Linked DNA regions of Homo sapiens: region 2 is linked to region 1. Evidence: chromatin loops called from intact Hi-C (ENCODE). Cell type or tissue: CD14-positive monocyte. All regions are shown on one strand. Links, peaks and the distances in the headings refer to the core of each region. The heading gives the core; the rest is flanking DNA. Region 1 overlaps CCDC146 (coiled-coil domain containing 146). Region 2 overlaps GSAP (gamma-secretase activating protein).

Region 1 (11,926 bases), core at 1,505-9,504:
TCCTCATCTTTTATAGTGATTAAAAAAAAAAAAAAGATCAAGTCTACAACTGAAAACTCAAGTAGCAGCATCATAAGCATGTTACTTGGGGTATGAAGATATACCAAAAGAACTGGCTGAAGAAACAGCGCTTGATTAGGAAGATGACTTGATTAGGAATGGGAAATACATGGACAAACTTTCTATGCCTGGGGCAGACATCACCAATCAACTACAGAGCTTCTATCTGACAAGTCAGCACTGGGCCTCAGAATCCTTTGCAATATTGGGCCAGGCGCGATGGCTCACACCTGTAATCCCAGCACTTTGGGAGGCCGAGGCAGGTGGATCACCTGAGGTCAGGAGTTTGAGACTAGCCTGGGCAACATGGTGAAACCCCATCTCTACTAAAAATATAAAAACTAGCTGGGCTTGGTGGTGGGTGCATGTAATCCCAGCTACTCAGGAGGCTGAGGGCAAGAGAATTGCTTGAACCGAGGAGACAGAGGTTGCAGTGAACCGACACGGTGCCACTGTACTCCAGCCTCAGCAACAGACTGAGACTCTGTCTCAAAAAAAAAAAAAAAAAATTCCTTTGCATTATCATCACTACAGGGAGCTACCCCCAAATGGAGGGAGCTGGCATTTGAGATGAAACCTGTTTGCTTTTAGAGTATGATCTTTAAGATTCCTCTTGGTTCCTTCATTCTGTGATTATGTGAATTAAGGATCCATTGAATGTCTTGAGCAGGTGAGTGACACATGAATGTGTCACTTAAGAATATAAATTTGTGCTTTGGGCTAAGATGGAGGAAAAATTGGACATGAAAGGAGCTGGACCTATGGAGAACAGCTGGTGTAGAGCTGCAGTCATTTAGGTAATGCAGAGTGGGTACTGAGAGGCATTTCCGGGGTTTATCAGTAGGGCCTGATGATGTCATCTTCTCCATATGAATAAAATAGCCATATTCACAGTGTCATTCTGACTATACCATTTACTTTATAGCCTTTCAAAGAGTTCATATGTATAAAGGAAGGAAGGCAATATTTACTGAGTATCTTCTCGGTACCACACACTTTCCCATTTGCAGTCACTCATTTTTTGCAATAATCCCAATTCAAAGGTTTGGAAACAAGTAACATAGGTAGGAATTCAATGGATCTAGAATCTGAACCTGACTGTGCCTGACTCAAAGGTGAAGCTCTTCTCAGTATAGTATGTTGTTATCATTGCCTTCAACACTGAAATGAGTCATGAAGAGAGAAAAATGCAGAACCACTTTTAAATCAGAGCAAAGGGAGATGAAATTGCTAGAAAACTATAATTAAAGAAAAATTACAGTATATAGAAAGTGTCATATTCACTTGGTAAGAGGATTTTGTCATTGTCACAATCTTGGACATGATCTTATGTTTAGAAAGCGAATAACTTCACAGACTCATGATATTCTAACCCCTACAACATGATGGTGTCAGAGCAAAATCCTAGGAATCATGGTTTTCTTTCTTTTCAGTGCCACGTGGAAGTCAATAAGAGCCATGTTTAAATGCAGAGGTATACCGTCATGTGTGATATTACATGACAGTATGATGTCTTTGGTTAAGTAATTCATTCCACTTTGTCATGCCAACACACATGGTCATTAAAAGCTCTGATGGTTTTGACTAACCCCAGCAAAGTCTTTCTGCCTATGGCAGGCAAATCTTCCACCTGCCCAAGTCTCGACTTGGCAAATGTCTCAGGGAGGCAAAAGGCCACCTGTTTCTGCTCACCAGGAAGTGATGATGCCTTTGTGGAATTTACTTCCTACTTGCATATGTCTCTTAAAAATATGTGATTTTTAGTTTATTGATTTCTTTCTGGCTGGTATAGCAGAAACGATGGTCCATCACAATGTTTTCTATTTTAACTAGAAGTGGAAGTAGTAGGATTACATTGTGTATTAGGTTTATGTGTCCCTTCTATGGTACTTAATCTAGATTTTCTGGTAGAAGTGAACCTAAGTCTGTTTTTTTGTGTGTAGTCTTTTAGAACCAATCTTGTGATTTTTACCAATGTATAACCCTTCTTGAGCTAAGAAGTATTAATTTATGAGACAAATTATTGCTTCTATTTAGGTTACCTTACTCTTCAATATTAAGAATGCTTTGATGATTCAGCATTAGAAGCATATTGAATGGATTAACTTTACTTACTACCATAACTACCAAAATTGGTTATTAAAGGTAATTATACATTTTATCCCATTGTTTAAAGAAATCTTACTGAACAGTTATTTGATCAATAAACAGGAATTGTTTTATTAGTACAAGCAACACTTGCTGGTTTTAAGAGTCTTACTCATTACACTGAGGTTTCCGTCAGTACTTTGAATGGACATTATAACTGCGGTCTACTATAAATCTTACTATGACTGAGGAGGGGTGGCCACAGGGTCTGTGTTTGCCCAAAGTTCCAATTTAACATCCTAACGTGCTGTGCTTCGGGCTAAGATGGAGTAGCTTATAGTAAACCAATGCTTCCAACAAGAATAACTTGGAAAGTTGGAGTGAAAATATGTTTGAGGGCATAAGAGTTGCAAAGGTTAGTAAAGTTAAAATCATCAAAGGTATTAGCACTGTCTTGGAAGTAGTAAAAATACAAATAACTTATATTTGACTCTAGTAAGTCAAAGATGACTGTTGTAATCTTCAGGGTAACCACCCAAAGAATAGAAATAGAATGTAAAACTAACTGATGCATATCTAAAACAAGGATAGCAGAACTATATGAAACGTTGATTAATCCCAAGGAAGGAAATGTGGGAGAGAAAATGGAACATGAAGCGGATGGGATACAGAGAAAGCAAAAGTAATATCACAGAATAAGGACAAATATATCCACAATTACATTAAGTATTAATTTTTAGACTAAATACAAGAATTTAAAAAGGCAGAACTTATCAGACTAGATTTTGAAAAGTATGTGCTGTGTATATGAGACACACCAAAATGAGGACACAGAAAGAGTGACGGTAAATAGGGCTGGGTGCGGTGGCTCGCACCTGTAATCCCAGCACTTTGGGGAGGCCGAGGCAGATGGATCACTTGAGGTCAGGAGTTTGAGACCAGCCTGGCGAACATAGTGAAAGCCTGTCTCTACTAAAAATACAAAAATTAGCTGTGTATTGGTGGCACATGCCTGTAATCCCAGCTTCTTGGGAGGCTGAAGTACGAGAATTGCTTAAACCCGGGAGGTGGAGATTGCAGTGAGCTGAGATGGTGCCTGCACTTCAGCCTGGGCAGCAAAGCAAGACTGTCTCCAAAAAGAAAAAGAAAAAAAAATCAAAGTAAATAATACCATGCAGAATCTAACACGCCAAAAGATAGTGTAACTGATGTTATTATTCTAAAATCAGACAAAATAATATTTTAAGGCAAAAAGTACTACTAGAGTTAAAGAGATTTCAGAGTGATACAAATAAATCTACCTGTTGGAATTGCAATAAAATGATTAAATAAGAAGTATATATATCATAAATATACTATATATAACAGTTATATAAAAGTTATTTGTGAAAACACATATATAGTAGAACATACATGTTTTATTGGTTTTGCAAAAGACTATAAAAGTACATTTTGCCTCACTGAGATAGAAAACTTCCTTTTTTTGTTTGAGATGGAGTCTGGCTCTGTTGCCCAGGCTGGAGTGCAGTGGCACAACCTCAGCTCACTGCAACCTCCGCCTCCCGGGTTCAAGCGATTCTCCTGCCTCAGCCTCCCAAGTAGCTGGGATCATGGGTGTGCACCAGCACACCCGACCAATTTTTGTATTTTTAGTAGAGACAGGGTTTCACCATGTTGGCCAGGCTGGTCTTGAACTTCTGACCTCAGGTGATCTGCCGACCTCGGCCTCCCAAAGTGCTGGGATTACAGGCAGCAGCCACTGTGCCCAACCAGAGAACTTCTTGAAAAGATTATAAGTGCCATCTGACAGCAAGACGAAGTCCAAGTCCTAGTTGTTCGTAACACTCATAACCCTAACCGATTTTTTCACACATGTTGCTTAAGGTTGGTCTTTCAGTCAGGACAGGCTAAGTTATGCTACAGAAATAAACGACCTCCAAATATCATGGCTTCGAACTACCAAAGCTGTTTCCTACAAAGCCGGTGGGCAATCAAGAGGACTCTGAGACCACTGTTGGCTCAGCATTCCCGGCTGCTCCCATTTTACAGCACCTCCATGGTGTCATGCACTTCCACAATTACCACAGGAGAGGGAAAAACAGCTAGAGGGTCTCACATTGGCAATTAGATGTTATAGGCTGGAAGTGACACGTGTCACTTTTGTCTACAATCCTCTGGCCAGAATGAGTTATATGACTCTGCTCAACTGCAAAGGGTGCAAGGAAGTATAAACTTTCTATGTGCCCAGGAGGAGAGGAGAACTAGGCATAGGTTAGGATCAGAGGTGTCTACCACAGCTGGAAACTCCTGTTCAAATTTCTTAGGTCATGACCCTCCATAAGGTTCTGGAGCATGACAGTCCTGAAGAGAACGGGGAAGGTTTCTATACACCTAGCTGCTTCATCTCAGAGGCTGACCCCTTTTTCGCTCAAGGAAGGCTCTAGCACAAGGCTGAAGCCCTCTCAAGGATCCTCTGCCCTTTCAGTGGCGCTTGGTCATTTACCACAGGGAGTGCCCTCTGAGAGAAAAGAGAGCCAGGGGCAACCAGACCCCTCACTTGGGAACACAGAGGCAGGTAACAGTTGTCTTGAGCATCTTCTGACTGGAGTACACCTCTGACCCTGCACAGAATTAGCCAGGCAGCCTGATATTGGGTTCTGGATTGCCCTTGGCTAGTCGGAAGTGCAGGCTGCTGATCATTTATGTCTATGTAATTTGATCTAGTCCTTCACTGTTATAGTCTGCCATGACACCATGCCGGATCTGACTCCTTCAACTGGTGAAAATAATGATCCACTTGGCCCCATTCTGCAGTGAACCCTCTAGCTCTTCTAGAACTGGATAGTCCAGTCATTTCCCCAGGTCAGGCTGAAGGATGACTGATCCAAACAAGACATTTCTCTAATCTTGGGTTAGAAAAATGAGATTACGAAACATTATAGGACTATAGATTTCATAATAGGCTTGACGCATTTGAAAATTACCTTTTCTCTGTTACTTGTATTTTCTTCTTCTCTACTGGCAGCAAAAACAACTTCCTAAAATATTTTTACTTCAAAAGTTAGCACCGAGCTTAAAAATCAGATGGTAGTTTACAGCCCTCACCTCTAATAGAAGCCTTTGATGCAGTGCTTGAGTTTGCCTAAGTGCATCCCAGGACACTTTCAAGAGCAGTTCCATCTTTCTTAAATTTCGAAAATCTCGTTCTTTCTCTCTTTGCTTACGAGAAAGTTCATCATGGTAGTTCTGCTTGTCAATGAGACTGTTGCGTAAATTGAGATCCAAGATCCCTCTGTTCCAGGTAAAGGAAGAAGAAGAAAATGATTTTGTTATCAGCTGTCCTAAATGTTTTTCAAAACTTATCAAGACAGCATGCTGAATATTGGCTCCCAATCTCTTCTGGCAAAGACCTAAAAACAGAACTACCGTTTGACCCAGCAATCCTATTACTGGGTATATACTCAAAGGAATATAAACTGTTATATCCTAAAGACACATGCACACATTTGCTCATCACAGTGCTATTCACAATAGCAAAGACATAGAACCAACCTAAATGCCCATCAATGGTAGACCAGATAAAGAAAATGTGGTACATATGCCACAGACTATTATGCAGCCATAAAAAAGAATGAGGGCTGGGCGCGGTGGCTCACGCCTGTAATCCCAGCACTTTGGGAGGCCGAGGTGGGTGGATCATGAGGTCAGGAGATCGAGACCATCCTGGCTAACACGGTGAAACCCCGTCTCTACTAAAAATACAAAAAATTAGCCGGGCGCGGTGGCGGGCGCCTGTAGTCCCAGCTACTCGGGAGGCTGAGGCAGGAGAATGGCGTGAACCCGGGAAGCGGAGCTTGCAGTGAGCCGAGATTGCGCCACTGCAGTCCGCAGTCCGGCCTGGGCGACAGAGCGAGACTCCGTCTCAAAAAATAAAAAATAAAAAATAAAATAAAAAGAATGAGATCATATCCTTTGCAGGAACGTGGGTGGAGCTGGAGGTCATTATCCTTAGCAAACCAATGCAGGGACAGAAAACCAAATATCACATGTTCTCACTTATAAGTGGGAGCAAAATGATGAGGATACATGGACACATAGAGAAGAACAACACACACTGGAGCCTTTTGGAGGGTAGAGGATGGGAGGAGGGAGAGAATCAGGAAAAATAATAGGTACTAGGCTTAATACTTGGATAACAAAATAATCTGTACAACAACCCCCCATGACACAAGTTTACCTATAACAAACCTGTATGTGTAACCTTGAACTTAAAAGTTTAATAAAAGACAGCATGCTCAGTATATACACACATGACTATTCTCATGTTGGAATCATAAATTGTAAATAATGCCAAAGGCAACTAGGTTTGTGAGTTGGTATCATTTAGAACTGCAGTCTTATAACCCCCACCCCCCAAAAAAATAACAGACTGGCAGAGATAGAAGCCTCCAGTTTCCTTGAAATTTTACTTAAAAGCAGGACATAGGCTGGGCGCGGTGGCTCATGCCTGTAATCCCAGCACTTTGGGAGGCCAAAGCGGGTGGATCACGAGGTCAAGAGATCGAGACCACCTGGCCAACATGGTGATACCCTGTCTCTAATGAGAAGAAAAAAAAAAATTAGCCGGGCGTGGTGGTGCGCACATGTAGTCCCAACTACTCGGGAGGCTGAGGCAGGAGAATCACTTGAACCCGGGAGGCAGAGGTTGCAGTGAGCCAAGATCGTGCCACTGCACTCCAGCCTGGCGACAGAGCAAGACTCCATCTCAAAAAACAAACAAAAAAGCAGGACATAAAACTCTCCTAGGGAATTACACCACGAAATTGCTTCTGTTAGAAAAAAGTCAAGATGGCCTAAGAAGTATCATTCATTTGTTGGCAAAATCCCTGAACATAACATACTCCAGTGATAAATTTTCCAAAGGCACATTCAGAAACTTACAACATACAACAGATTATATCCTGAAAATCTGGTAACAGAAAATTGAGAAAATTTGAGTAAAGTATCAAAAAATACTTCAAAGTGCTTTATTTGATAATATATTAAGGGTAAAAGTTGATTTAAAATTATTTTTAAATATTTATTAACTCAACACCAAAGTGAGATTTTGAATTCTCAAATATAAATTGAAGAAAAATTTAGATGACAGAACATAACATACATAAATATAACTAACCTTTCAGTTAATGAAGTTGCTTCATTCTCTCTGGCTAATTCCAATAGCTTGACCAATTGGTTATGTTCTCGTTCTTTGATTTCAAGTAAGGCTCGTTTGCCTTCAACTTCCTTTATTACATTTTCCTTCTCATCCACTATAGCACTAACCTTGTTTTCAACTTTCTTTAGGGAGTCATTTAGCGTTTTGACTTCTTGTTCCAAGACAATTTTTTTCTTTTCCATTTCTCTGTAGGGGATACACACACACACACACACACACACACACACACACACACACACACACACACACACACACTTGCCTTATTTTGAGGCCATGCTGGCTTTACCTATTCTTGCTTTCTAACCATGCAGCAGAAGAGATAGTCATAAATTCAATGATCTCAGCAGTGGGTAAAGACCACAGATGGGTGGGACTTGGAGGGTATCTCCACTGAGTGCCACGGAAGGCAGGAATTTGCCCAGCCTCCCTACTTTCTGTGCAGATCCCAATTTGCTACCATCTCCTGTGATTCAACCCTCGTCCTGACCAGCCTCCTGAAACTGACCTGAGTTTCTCAACTTTGATGTTGGTGAGCTTAGTTTTTAGAACAGTTACTAGTGCCTGCCTAATTTTTCCCCTTAAGATTAGTCACCAGAGTAATTATATTATTTTTCCAGAATTTTTGTATCTTCACTTAAAATCTTTATCTTTTTTGGTTCCTTAAACACTGAGAATTTCCTCAATGACCTCTGCCTCCCAATCTACTCTGAATATCTGAGGAGTGTTATACACATGAATGGGTGGCAAAGTGGGGAGTTACTATTATTTGGGCTTTGGGCTGCTGCCTGGCTGATATACTTCTAGACTATGAAATTCTAACCAGTTCGCATAATTTATCCCATGCACCGCTCTGTTAAAGTCAATTGAACTTCTCCATAAAAATATGATTTATAAATTGGCAACAGAATCTTGACCCATAATTAAGCCATAAATACTATGAATGATAGAAATTTGGTGCATTACTTTCTTTTAAAGAACTTGATATAAACAACCTAGACAGGGCCCAAAGCAGAAATTTCTAAAATTATCATAGTAATTTAATGTGTCCAATGGTTAGTACTCTTGTTCTAGTGTGCACACATAACTTGGACTGGCAGGGATTCAAAGTAAAAATATTAAATCATACACTTTTTTGCGTGTTATTTTTTCTATCTCTTTTCCAATTTGTACTGGAATGGTTTGATGGTGGGCCACTTCATCCTAGTAAAGAAACGAAATCATGTTAAATTATGCGGTCTTCGGCTAGAAGCAATTAAGACAAGAAAATTAAATATGAGAGAGAAAGGAACTACAATATGTAGATACTTACCATCTGCCCTGTGTGCTTTAATTATCCCATTTAATACTCACGGTGACCTTGTAAGAGAGCTATATTTGTTATCATTTTGAAGAGGAGGTAACTGAGTGTAGCAAATACTGTTGGTCCTCTGCCCAGATTCCCTTTATGGAGGTACAGATGCTCCTCCACATACAATGGAGTGACGTCCCAATAAACCCGTTGTAAGTTGAAACTACCTTAAGTTGAAAATGCATTTAATACACCTAACCTACTGAAATCATAGCTTAGCCTAGCCTACATTCTCAGGACACTTTTATTAGTCTACAGTTCACCTAATACAAAGCTTATTATATAATAAAGTGTTGAGTGCCACACAGTAAATAAACATAACATATTGAATACTGTACAATAAATGTAATTTATTCAATACTGAAAATGAAAAACGGAATGGTTGCATGGGTACTTGAAGCGTGGTGTCTACTAAATGCATACTGCTTTCACACCACTGTAAAGTAGAAAAATCATAAGCTGAACCATCATAAGCCAGGGCCCGTCTGCCCACCCATCCCTCAAATGCTGCAGGGGTGACTGCTAATGGATCATGCTTAATCTCCTCTCCATCAGATTGTCACTGGCTGAGCAGAGCTGCCTTGTCAGGGAATGGGAGCCAGGGGGTGGAGGGAGGAGGGGAGCAAGCTGAGACCAATGACTAACTGATGTGGTGATCTAACAGACACCCCCCACCCCCACCTCTGGGTGCAACAGCCTCTGTGATGCAACTCATGACTTCTTGAGTTCTCCATGGGATCAGGCTGAGACTAGAGTTCTGAAGCAGCTGTATTCTGGCCCAGCTTCTTCCCCAGCTCTATCCTGCTTCCCTCCATCTCCTATAGGATTCTCCTTAGAGTTCTCCCTCCATTAGTAGTTGTCTTAGGGTCTGTTTCTGGGGAGCCCTGCCTAAGACTCATGCTACAAGAAGTTAAATAAGTTTCCCGAAGTCACACAGCTAGTAAGTGGCAAGGCCAAGCTCGGAAGCTAAGTTTGTCTAACACCGCACCTCCCACTATGCTCTGTGGATTCATGGGAGGTTCAGCTGAAGTCTCAAGAGTCTTACGTACTCAGCAAGGGTTATAGAAAAGCCCCTTCCTGCCCGAGGTTGTCATTGGACTTTGGAGCCAGGGGTAACACACATGCAGGGAGGTTGAATCCGTCACTGCAGTGTGGTGGGCGAGACATTTCTCTGTGGGATCTTGCTCAGTCCTGGGGCAGATCAAATTTTGTGGGGCTGAAACTTGTACAATCTTGGGGGCCCTCGTTAACAGAAAGAGTAAACAATTACAAATGCTAACTTAGGTGCAGCATCTTGGAAGAGGTTCATGCAAGTGAGGGGCCTGAAGCTTAAGCTTCACTGGGTTCCTGTTAAATCCATCTCTGCTAGGGTCCTATGTTCTGGACAGTAGCTGGGCACATCTTGGCTGTCTGCTCTAGGACTGTTATAGAAAAACAGGTCAAAGTGTATCACCATTATCCCCTAAGCCAATGAGTTTCAGATGTTGTTTTTAAAACAACTCTAGGTTATTAAAACTGTTTTGAGAGTCATTTATACATTTTTCAAAGTAAAATGAATTTTAATTCATTATCTCCTAAAACATAAATACAGGCCTCTCATCCCTTTTCTACTGAGAGGAAGTGGAATGCACTCCGACAAGGATAAGGTAATACAAATATATGTGAGAGGTTAGGACATTTGGTTGTTTTGGTATGTGTGTAGGTGTGTGTGTGTGTGCGTTTTGTTGTTGTTGTTGTTTTTGAGAGGGAGTCTCACTCTGTCACCCAGGCTAGAGTGCAGTGGCGCGATCTCAGCTCACTGCAATCTCCACCTCCCGGGTTCAAGCAATTCTCCTGCCTCAGCCTCCCAAGTAGCTGGGATTAGAGGCATCCACCATCACACACCCGGCTAATTTTTGTATTTTTAGTAGAGACAGGGTTTCACCATGTTGGCCAGGCTGGTCTCGAACTCCTAACCTCAGGTGATCCACCGCCTTGGCCTCACAAAGTGCTGGGATTACAGGTGTGAGCCACTGTGCCTGGCCATGGTTGTTCTTCAAGGAAACAATTGTGTTTGTGACACTTGTTTCTAATGTCCAGAAATGTTTGGTGAGGTCAGGAGAGACCTTTTCCGCAGGGTGAGGGCTCCGAATTATCGAGTGATACTCCCAAACACCCTAAGGTCTTTTGTGCATTCCCAGAGCCTAGATTTAGTTTGATAGGATCAATCGCAATGCAGATATTTCAGTTTGTGAGACAATACCCCTCTTTATCCAACCTGCTGGTTACTCTTGATACCCACACACTTTTATATCCATGCAAGGCACAATGTTTAAATATCAACGGTAAGTAGCACACCTTTAGGACGACCTGATGTCCCAACAATTCTTCTAGTTCCTTCTGCTCTTTTAATAATTGCTTTTGTTTAGATGCCAAATCTTCTCGTAAATTTTTAATTTCTAATTTCTTCTGCATTATTTCTTTACGTAATTCTTCAGTGCTTTCTCTCAATATTTTCATCTTCTTCTCCATTTCCTTTAAAAGTCGTGAAGATGATTAGGTTATATAGTCTGAGCAAACATTTATCTACCTAAAAACTGAACTAAAACTAATTTCACCCACCATTTTGATTATATTTGTTTTGAAGTTCATGAATGATTTCTCACAAGGTTAAATGATTTCTCATAAAGCTAAATGCAACTTATGATTTCTGACATCTTTAACAAAGGCATGATAATGATACTGCATGTATAATTAAACACAACATTATATTTGAATTATTTTATTAGTGCTCTTTTCTATCCTCCTACATTTAAAAACGTTTCATTTTATGTGTCAATTTTTATTTCATACCAAGAAGCATGAAAAAAAATGTACAGTCTGTTTTCTAGTAGCTTTGTGATCTGACAAAATCAGATGCCAATAATCTTTGAATATCTGACTTATGGTTAACCTGAGTCACATGGGAACTAAAGACAAAGGTGTTCATATTTGGATACCCAACACTTTGCACTCCTTAATCCCCCACTTTCTTATTGATATTACTTCTCTAGCTCATGCACATCCTCCCCAAATACCATCTACCCCAGAATCATCAAAGATCTTTGTCTCATGTCTGATTACCTGGGGAGGGTTTGACTTATGGGAGAGAAGGCTTCTTACACTCAGAAGGTCTACACGTTACTCTTACTAATGACGAAGTGCTGGGTCTATTTAGCCTGCCCTGGGCTTTC
Region 2 (10,461 bases), core at 2,160-10,159, 54 kb before region 1:
CAACACACAGTGATTTAACACATCCACCTATCACCTTTATTTCTGTTGACTCGAAATCTTACTTCCCAAAGTGCTAAGAAGGGTTTCCATTCAAGCGTCATTTTTCTCCATTGTTAATAACATAAGTTTTAACACTAGTTTGTGTTAACAGCCTGTAGAACCAATAGGCCCAGAAACGATACATATGAAGTCTCAGAAAACTCAAGGTCCCTGACATTGACTCAGCAGTCACTGATTGAGGCCACATCTCCCTGCCCCTGCCCAGCAGCCACTAGTCATGCCTTCTGCTCCCCTCTAAGGAGAGTGGCTGGCATCCTTTCTAAAACATATCCAAGGAAGTTGCTGCAGAACCTGATTATATTGGTTACATGTTAACTTACTTAATTTCAGCCAAAGAGAAACTGAGGATCTGTATCAAGGATAGCGTTTGCCTGTGAGTCTATGGAGATCCTTCTGCTTTGCCCCGTTTTTAGCCCACACAATGTGTGGATTCGTGGCTGATAACAACTCCATAGGGACTGCTCTTCTGCTGGCAAACTCGTTGCAGCGTTAGAATGGGTTTCTGGATAAAGCTCTAAGACAAAGAAGGCTACCTACTTTGGTTGATTAGTTCCAGTCAGTGTGCTAACCAATTCTTACAAAAACCCTATGAAATATTTCCCCTCACTTTACAGATGAGGACACTGCAATTTGGAGAGGGTGGGTAACTTGTGTAGGGTAACACAACTAGTAATGTATAGAATCTGGACTTGATACCAGTCTTACTTCACAGCTCATGATCATGACCTCCATTCTGTGTCTCTTTTCTTCTGACTGTCCACTGTTGGCTCTTGCGTTGTGACAGGCCTGGAGCAAACCCTGTAGCACTTTACCTTCACTGATGGATGGGGGTCTGTAAGTGTGAGTGGTGGGGCCAGTTAGCTGGGCTGGGGAGGCTGAGCTGGGGCACTGCCCACACAAACAGAGGATGCTTTGTTAGTTTCTGGTGCACATTTTCAGTCTTTCTATTTTGGGTTCAGTGCTTCAGAATTGACCTCAGAAAGGCTAGTTGTGTGTCTGGATGCAGCCTGAATGCCAGCTGCCCTGAAATGCTTATCTGAGTTGTGGAGGCCTAGCTGTGGGGCCCTTGAGGGAAGGAATGGAGCAATGGTTAATGGACTGTCTTCACCCTCCAGCTGGATCTCATTTGCCACATCGTAGAAACCAATTGGAGGAAACATAATCTTCATTCCTGGGTTCTCCACTTGTACGCAAGTATTTCTCACTTTTATCATGGTGTACAAAGAGTGGAAACAACTCTGTTGTAGCAAAACCCTTTTGAAATGCACTAGTTCAAATCAGTTCTCACCAGCTTCAACACCATCTAGCTTAATTCTATACTCAGCATTTAAAGTTATGCCCCCCTGCATATGTACCCTTTAATGTATAATAAAAGCTAAAATTAAAACAAAGTTATGCCCGTTACTTTACCCATCCTCTTTCCCTGGCACATGGTTGGTGACAGGGGAGGGACAAATGAGCCCAGTACTGCCAAGAAGGGGAATTTCACTTAATACAATGTGTAACATATGTTCCTACTCTGATTAAATTCTAGGCATTAGGCCGATGGTCACATTCATATTTATGGGGCTTTCTACAAGGCATAGCATTTCATGATTAGCATGAACCCTTGTGTAGTACTCAAAGCCACTGCTTAGGACAAATGGAGCATCACAGATGAGCTCCTTGGCTGACATGCTGCTTTGTTTTTTTTACCCAGCAATAGTCGTGGCAGTGCTGCTGAATTTGCAGTTTTTCACATCATGACCAGGATTCTGGAAGCTACAAACAGTTTGTTTTTACCTCTGCCTCCTGGTAAGTGTTGGCTCTTTTGTCCTTTGGTATAATAAATTTATTTCTTCTTCATATGGGCCCTTGCCTTTGGTACATTATAAGTTTGATGATGAGACTTGTGTATGAGAAATTGTGTATCTGGTGTTACTGTGAGTGATGGGCCCTTAGGTTGGTCTCTGCTGACCAGAGCTCCTCTGACTACTAAACTATGATGTAGCTTATTACTAACTTTAGGGAACCTAGGCTTACCCCATGCAGCTTTCTAGGATAATTTGAACTAGTAGAACTAATTCAGGGAGCTCTGTCTCTGATGTCTCCAGGCCTAGTTTATCTGATTGAGATGTCTGAAGATTAACACTGGGAAGTCGGTCTGGCTTGGTGCCAAGAATTGAACTGATTCTTATACGCTTGGAGGCTAAAAAATTCCCTTGGAATTTTTAAATAGGATCAAGTCAGGCCACAAAACATCCTGGGGAGATGTATATGCAGTCATTCATTTAATTGGTCATTTGTTCATTTAGTCAACAAATATTTGTTGAGCAACTATGACATGACCGGTAACGTGCTAGAAATTAGAGCAATTACAAAGATTAGTAAGAGTCTAGTTGGGAAGATGTACATAGAAATCAGTATCCATTATGAGAAATAAGCCCCTGTTAGCTATAAACTGTCTTGTGCTCATTACATATCAGTTCATTTTTTTATTGTGTAAGAACACTTGAGACCTACCCTCTTAACAAATTTTTAAATGCACAATACAGTATTGTTAAATATAGGTACAATGTTGGATAGCAGGTCTTTAGAACTTACTCATCTTTCATAGCTGAAACTTTATACCCATTGAACAGCAATTACTTATCCCCTACTCCCCGGTTCCTGGCAAGCACTGTTCTACCTTCTGTGTCTATGAGTTTGACTACTTTAGATACTGCATGTAAGTGGAATCATGCAGTATCTGTCCTGTGACTGGCTTGTTTCACTTAGTGTAATGACCTGAAGTTTCATCCATGTTGTCACATGGAGCAGGATTTCATTTTTTAAGGCTGAGTAATACTCCATTGTAAATTCTACACTTTCTTCATCTGTCAGTAGACATTTAGGTTGTTTCCCTATCTTGGCTATTGTGAATATGTTGTGATAAACATGGGAGTATATACATATCTCTTCAAGATCCTGATTTCAGTTCTTACAGATATTTATCCAGAAATGAGATTACTGGATCATATATTGATTCTTTTTTTTAAATTTTTTGAGGAACCTCCATACTGTTCGCCACAGTGGCTGTACCACTTTACATTCCCACCAACAGTGTATAAGGATTCCAATTTCTCCACATTCTTGATAACACTTAAATTGTGGTTTTTTGATAGTAGCCAACCTGAGAGATGTGAGGTGATACCTCATTGTGGTTTTGATGTGCATTTCCCTGATGATTAGTGATGTCGAGCATATTTTCACATAAGTGTTGGCCATTTGTCTGCAATCTTTGGAGAAATGTCTATTCAAGTCCCTTGCCCATTTTTTAATCTGGTTGTTTTCTTGCTATTGAGGTTTGAGTTCCTTATATGTTTTAGATATTAACTCTTTGTTAGATATATGGTTTGCAAACACTTTTTGTCATCCTGTAGGTTTTGCCTTTACTCTTTGGATCGTTTCCTTTTATACATATATATTTTTATTATTATACTTTAAGTTTTAGGGTACATGTGCACAACACACAGGTTTGTTACATATGTATACATGTGCCATGTTGGTATGCTGCATCCATTAACTCATCATTTACATTAGGTACATCTCCTAATGCTATCCCTTCCCCCTCCCCCCACCCCACAACAGGCCCAGGATCGTTTCCTTTGCTGTGCAGAAGCTTTTTTGTTGGGTGTAGTCCCTCTTACATATTTTTGTTTTCATTGTTTGTGCTTTGGATGTCATATTCAAGGAATCATTGCCAAGACCAATGTCAAGAAGCTTTCCCTCTATGTTTCTTTTAGGGGTTTTTCAGTTTCAGGTCTTATGTTTAACTTTCTAATGCATTTTGAGTTGAATTTTGTTTATGGTAAAGATAAGGGTCCCATTTCATTCTTTTGCCTATGGACAGTTTTTCCAACACCATTTATCAGAGATACACGATCCTTTCCCCATTGTGTGTTCTTGGTGCTTTTGAAGATTAGTTGCCTAAACATGAATGGATTTATTATTGCATATAAAGTTCTAATGAGTGTTAAACTTTATGATAGCTGTAACTACATATCAGCTGATATTTAGTTACTTCATTCATATATATTCATCCATTCATCATTTGTTCATTGCTTCATTTTAGGCCAACATATATATGATACTCATTTTGTGCCACGTACTGTTGAAAGTACACACAAATTAGTACACTTAATTTTCATAAAATTTTAACTGGTAGAAACTTAAGTTGGACCACATTAAATTGTCAGTGCCCAACCATTTTTTGGCCAACAAAAATGGCACTTTCATGTGGTTCCACTTAATATTATTCCCATTTTATAGATGGTGAAACTGAGGCCAGAAAGGTTGAGTAATTTGCCTAAAGTCACATAGCTATTAAGTGACAGAGCTGATATTCAAATCCAGGCAGTTTGGCTCCAAAATCCATGCTGCTTCTTGAATTTTATATTCCAGTTGAATTAGTTGATGTTGAAACATGGGCTATTTATGGGCCTAAAGAATCCCTACAGCATATGCTGCTCTGCATTTATGACACATCTGATACGGTTTGGAATCCTTCATTCTTCATCCACCTTATTTAATGTCTGTCTGTATGGCAGTACAAAAGGAGTTGAAAGGGACCATTTGTGAGGGGAATGGATGGTTTAAAATTATCCCAATGGAATATGAGTTATGAGGTACACCCTAGAAAGATTGAAGGATTACAGGAAAACTACCTTTGTGGCTTAAATTCTTAATTGTTTGTTGTTAACACAAAAAATTTGGTAGGGAAATGGATTGACAGTTTTAGATTTGTTCATTACAGATATTCAAGCTTCTTTTGAAAATAAATGAAACTGACTTACTGGGGACATTGTTACGCCTGGAGATCATAAAAATCCACTTTCTACCCAACTCACATTCCTTCACAGTGATAAGGAGGGAAAACAAAGATGTTATCCATAGTGATCGAGAATTATTATAAGTAGACTTATGGCTTGTGTCTGTGGGTCAGGTAAGGAAAAGGTGTTTCTCATTTTTTTAATTATACTTTAAGTTCTAGGGTACATGTGCACAACGTGCAGGTTTGTAACATAGGTATACATGTGCCATGTTGGTTTGCTGCACCTATTAACTCGTCATTTACATTAGGTATTTCTCCTAATGCTATCCCTCCCCCAGCCCCCAACCCCACGACAGGCCCCAGTGTGTGATGTTCCCCCCCAACCCTTGTCCAAGTGTTCTCATTGTTCAATTCCCACCTATGAGTGAGAATGTGTGGTGTTTGGTTTTCTGTCCTTGGGATAGTTTGCTGAGAATGATGGTTTCAAGCTTCATCCATGTCCCTGCAAAGGACATGAACTCATCCTCTTTTATGGCTGCATAGTATTCCATGCTCTCTCCTTTTCTCTTGAATGTTTATTTCCATCATGTGACATGGAAATAGAGGGGGGAGGTGACACTGGATCATGTGTGTGTGTGCATGTGCATGCTTGTATGAATTCAGGGTGTTTCTATATGCACATGCGTAAGTGTGCTTGCTTTCCAGGCCTATTGGACTAATGATGACTGTTTGAGTTACGATTGTCAGAGACTTGTAACATGAATTGGTTAAAGTTAAGAAGAGAATGGGGAACACAAAAAGGAAGTCAGGGTTTAGAGCTAGGGCATTTGCTTTTAAAAAAAGGAACTGTATTGCACTTGCTGGCTAGAGGAGGCCAGGAGCCCTGGAAGATGAGGATTAAAGTTGGGTGGAGCTGATGACTAATTATAGCCAATTTGCTCTGTTGCTCAGAGCTGATGTATAGAGGCCAAGAACAGGTCCCTGAACTTGGGACTGTGCCCTGGGGATAGAGGATGAAGGGTCATCAGGGACCTTTAGCATATGAACACAGGGCTGGAGAGGGAAATTTGAATCCAGAAAATCAATATCATCAATAATCTAGTGTAAACTTTTCTTCAGAAATAATTTTGTAACTTTTTACTAATAGTTTTGTGAAGAATTTCCAAATCCATTTGAAAAACGTTGTTGTTAATTAACTAGTAAAATAGTGGAGTTTTTTTGGACTCAGGGAAGCTAGTGGACTCATCCTGTTAGCCCATTAACACATGCTTGTGGGCAGAGCCTGTACTTCATCTGACCCTTGATGTTACAAGGACTTAGGACTGTGCCCCATGGCTTGTGATTCATGTGTTTAGAGAGAGAAAATCCCATGATTTCTCTGAATCCAAGCCCTGCTCGTTGGGCATCATCCTTTTGTCAGGTACCTTCCCAAGAGTAGGCTATGATTCTTCTGTCAGTCATTCCCACATTCAATGAGTTGCAAAGCCTGTACATGTTACCATGCCTCTCTGATTCAGTGCCTCCATTACCTCTTATCCACGTTCAGGCAATAGCTTCTCTACAGGTCTTCATACCTTCTGTAGCAAATTATTACTCCAACTCATTCTTTGCCTGTTGCCATATTAATATCCCAATGGTAAATCTTCTGTTCTGCTTAAAAACTTTCATTACCTCCTCAAAGTCTCTCAAATTAATAAATCTCTATCATTCAGCATTCAACCTCTGTCACCTGCACTCATAAGCACAGAACTGGTCACATTTTTAAAAATGTCTATTTTTTGTAATTGATTGTCTGCCTCCCCCAGCAGACTGCAAGGTGTATGGGAGCAGCAGTTGTGCCTGTTTTGCTCATTTTTATACTCTTAGCCCCTTGCCAGGTGTGTGGAAGGGATGTGCTGAATAAATTAGCTTTTCCAACCTTACCTCTTAATCTTTCTCTCCTCTAATATGATTCCAACCCAGCTGGATCATTTACTATTTTCTGAATATGCCCTGTGCTTTCTCATCTTCGGACCTCTGTTCATGTTCTATTAACACAGCTGCCAGTTATTAACAGTGACATTATGGTTGAAAGCCTACCCTACAATCACACAGTTGATGCAAATTTCAACTTACACATTATTATTTCTGTGATCCTGGGCAAGTTGCCTAGCTCCTGTGAATCTTGGCTTTTGGTTTTTCCATTTATGAAATGGGAATCTAGTAATTCCCACCCCATACTTTTGTATGAGGATCAGATGAGCCAGGACACAGGTTGAAAGCCTTGGTACATGTCCAGTATGGGTCGCTATTGTTATATTGCATGCTAGGCTCTTCACAGACCTGGCTCTAGTTCTCAAAGCAGCCCTGTGGGAAAGGTACTGGTGGTTCCAATTTAGAGATGAAGAAATGGAGGCTCAGAAAGGCTTAGTTGCCTGCAGCTGGTGAGTAATACAGCTGGATTCTGGCCTAGGGCTGCTCATGCCAAACCTGGCTTTTTCTACTGTCCGCACTCATTTCCACTGATAGGAATTGCATCTGTCCTTTGAAGCTCCCCGCAAATGCCATCACTTCCAAGAGAGCTGTTTTGATTCTCTCCTGGTCTGATACCTTCTCCCATGCATGATGTTTTTATCTGTTGTCAGTAGTAGTATACTTAGAGATCTGGGTTTCTGTGGGTAGCTCTACCCGTGAGACAGGCTTGAGAATGCCTGCCTCTCAATTGAATTCCTATAAATTTACTATCTGGCCATATTGTCTTAATTCTTTCTTTTCTATACTTTAGTCCAAGTAGACTCTAAAAGCCTTTCTCTAGGGCATACCCAGAGATAAGCCATATAAACTATTGCCTTCTGGTCCAAATTTGTTTCCCTTCAGCAAAATGGTCCTCATCCCAACAACCTTTTAGTCTGGACATACGAAATCTGAAATGCTTCTGTACTCTTTTGCTATCTTACTGTAGAATCACAAACATATCAAACCGTAAAACCATTGAGCAGGCCCTTGCTCTGTTTCTGTGCAGGAAGAGACCCAAGGAGCAAGGAATGTATACTTACCGGAAACTTACTATAGACCCAGCGTGATATTTAGTTACGAATAATACAGAGAAGGAAACTTGGACCTTGTTTTCAAGAAATTCAGTTGGTTCCAGGCACCAAGCACTGAACTAAGTGCTTTATTAACATGATCTAATCCATTCCCCGGGGGCTGCTGGAGATGTTGGCTGACTGTGTTTACCCTCCAGATCTCTCATCCTAGGTTTTCATACTCTGCACACCATCCTCGGGGTCCAGTGTCTCCCTTTGCATAACCTGCTGCATTGCATTGACAGTGGAGTGTTGCTTCTCACTGAAACAGCTGTCATAAGGCTCATGAAAGGTAAGAAGCCCTGAGTTTGCCAGAGTGCTAGTTCCAGCCTGAGCACCACCAAGGCTAGCTTCTTGGGTGTGCAACCTGTGCAGTCACCAAGAGCCTGGCTGCACTCAGAAGAGTGCCCTGCTCAGTTTAATGCTGCATTACATCTTGAAATTCTTAGTAGTATTTGAACGAGGGCTTGCTCGTGTTCATTTTGTGCTGAGCCCCACAAATTATACAGCTGGTCCTGTGAGCACAATCCATTCCCTGTAATCATCTTTTGGGCCAATTTAAGGTTTCTGAGCCCTTCACGAGGTCCTAAGGGACTTTTCAATCCACATACAACTATTAGATTCCTTTTCTGTGCAAGAGGGCACTTGAGGCTAGGAACCTCTGCAGGCTTGTTTCTCAAGAAAATGTCACGAAATGGCTTATTTTCAGCTGATTAACTCTGTCATCTCAAAGTTAGACTAGAAATGCAAGGAAAATTATTGAGAGGGGCAATTAAATGAATTTGAACTTTAAATTCTGTAGTATAATCACTCAAATTATTCAATTGTATTTTAAGATGATTTTTGTTTATATGAAAGCATTTGTCATTCCTCAAGGTACCTTCTGTTTTAAGTTAGTCAATAAAATTGCTTTGTACCTGGCAGCCTGTTATAGAAAAATCCCTTTTTATTCAGAGAGTCAGAGTAAAATTTCCAAAATGCTGTTAGATTAGCTTGAGAATACACAGTTGGGATATGTCCTATCAAGATGAACCACTCAAGTATTAATATTAACTTGCTAAAGTATCAAAATGGGTATTTGTTTCATTTGCTAATCTCTAACTTTCTTGTAGATCTGGATAATACAGAGAAAAATGAAAAACTGAAATTCAGTATCATTGTGCGGCTTCCTCCGGTAATACTGAGTTACATTTTATTTTCTCCCTAAGCTTTGGCATTACCCTCCTTCAATTTCTTCTTGCAAAAAGAGCATTTACTTGCTTTGGGTTAAAGTCAATTGAATTGTTTCACTTTTCAACACTTCCAAGAAATCCCACCCGTCCCCAGCCCTCTGTTAGCTGTTTCCCACTTGGCCTACAAAGCACTTGCTCTCTGGCTCTGCACTGCCTTGGCACAGTCCAGTGAGAACATTAAGCCATTTTTGCCTCTTAGGAAACCACACTAATATTTACATCTGAGTCTGAGAGGGAGGGAGAAGGGGAAACGTGCTTTTGGCATTTAAACAGATTTAACTTGGATACATTGGAATACAGGTGAGGACAGAAGGTTCTAGACCTGTATTTCCCCTTACTGCATTTCTACCATGGTAGGAAGACATTCCTAGGTCAAAGGAAGAATGAGAAACATGAGGGAATATCAACACTTAGAGTGAGAGATACTATGAAAATATGACATGGTAGGAAGACATTCCTAGGTCAAAAGAAGAATGAGAAACACAAGGGAATATCAACACTTAGAGTCAGAGATACTATGAAAATATGAAATTCCACAGCAAGGTCTTCCGAGCCTCTAACTCTGCAAACTTCCTGACCTGGAGAGCCTTAGCCAGCTCCATCTGCTGTGTACATGCCTTGCACACTTGCACCTCTGGCACTGTCCTCTCACGAACGGCTGTCTGTTACCTTTCTGGACCTAATCGCCCTGCTCTGTAGTGGCCCTTGCCCCTCACTCACAGGCTTACTGAAGCAAAGGCAAGAATAGAAAACAAAGCATATTTTCCATAGCTAGATCTCTCTGGGAAACATTGCTGAATATTTAATTTGGTCTCCAAATTTGTTTATTTCCCCAGTACTCTTAGGGAATTAAAATTTTCTAGGCAAGACAATGGCAGAGAAGTTGATATAAACATGCGTACCCCCCTTAGTTTCCGGTCAAAACATCAGAGTTGGCATGCCCATCTCTGGTTTTGAAGAGCAGCAGATAAACTCCATTTCAGTAAAAGGGTTTGGCAACATCAGTGTATAAACCACTTTCCTCAATGTAGCGTTTGAGAGAGTATTTACTCCCTCATAGAAACTTCATAGGAACATGGCATTTCTCCAAGGGTCCTTAATCATCAAGGGCCTGGAGACTAACCAGCTACTTTGGAATAATACTTTTAAAATTATGAATAGATATAAGGTGTGTTTACTTAATATAGTGTGTGGTATTCGCTACATTTTTTTCAATTTGCATAATAGCTTATTGGGCAGAAGATTTGTAGACTTTGGGATCATCCTATGAGTTCTAACATCATTTCGCGGAACCACGTGACGCGACTGCTTC

What was found. Peaks named below come from ENCODE experiments on the same cell type or tissue, not always from the same donor. Only the 100,000 strongest peaks of a DNase experiment are listed, where the experiment ranks them.
Region 2: a loop joins it to region 1, with 1.9 times the contacts of the local background. A loop is called at or near these places in 16 of 110 quality-filtered maps.

What each region holds. Positions count from the first base shown.
Region 1 is chr7:77,255,635-77,267,560 of GRCh38, reverse strand. CCDC146 (coiled-coil domain containing 146) reads right to left here. Exons shown (of 19, transcript NM_020879.3): 6 at 11,052-11,228; 7 at 8,493-8,566; 8 at 7,325-7,552; 9 at 5,254-5,440. It overlaps LOC102723791 (a long non-coding RNA gene), which reads left to right. Exons shown (of 6, transcript XR_927688.3): 3 at 2,098-2,205; 4 at 10,306-10,360. Among named protein-coding and RNA genes, the nearest start is that of CCDC146-AS1, 13 kb to the right of the region's middle. In CD14-positive monocyte, for the core only: no CTCF peak of the experiment used is centred there; DNase peaks (open chromatin) are centred at 5,030 and 9,370; H3K27ac peaks cover 763 bases.
Region 2 is chr7:77,312,118-77,322,578 of GRCh38, reverse strand. It overlaps GSAP (gamma-secretase activating protein), which reads left to right. Exons shown (of 31, transcript NM_017439.4): 25 at 1,176-1,246; 26 at 1,760-1,854; 27 at 8,090-8,209; 28 at 9,030-9,091; 29 at 10,377-10,461. Among named protein-coding and RNA genes, the nearest start is that of CCDC146-AS1, 69 kb to the right of the region's middle. RefSeq lists an enhancer at 5,986-6,487. In CD14-positive monocyte, for the core only: no CTCF peak of the experiment used is centred there; DNase peaks (open chromatin) are centred at 5,728 and 6,178; H3K27ac peaks cover 1,121 bases.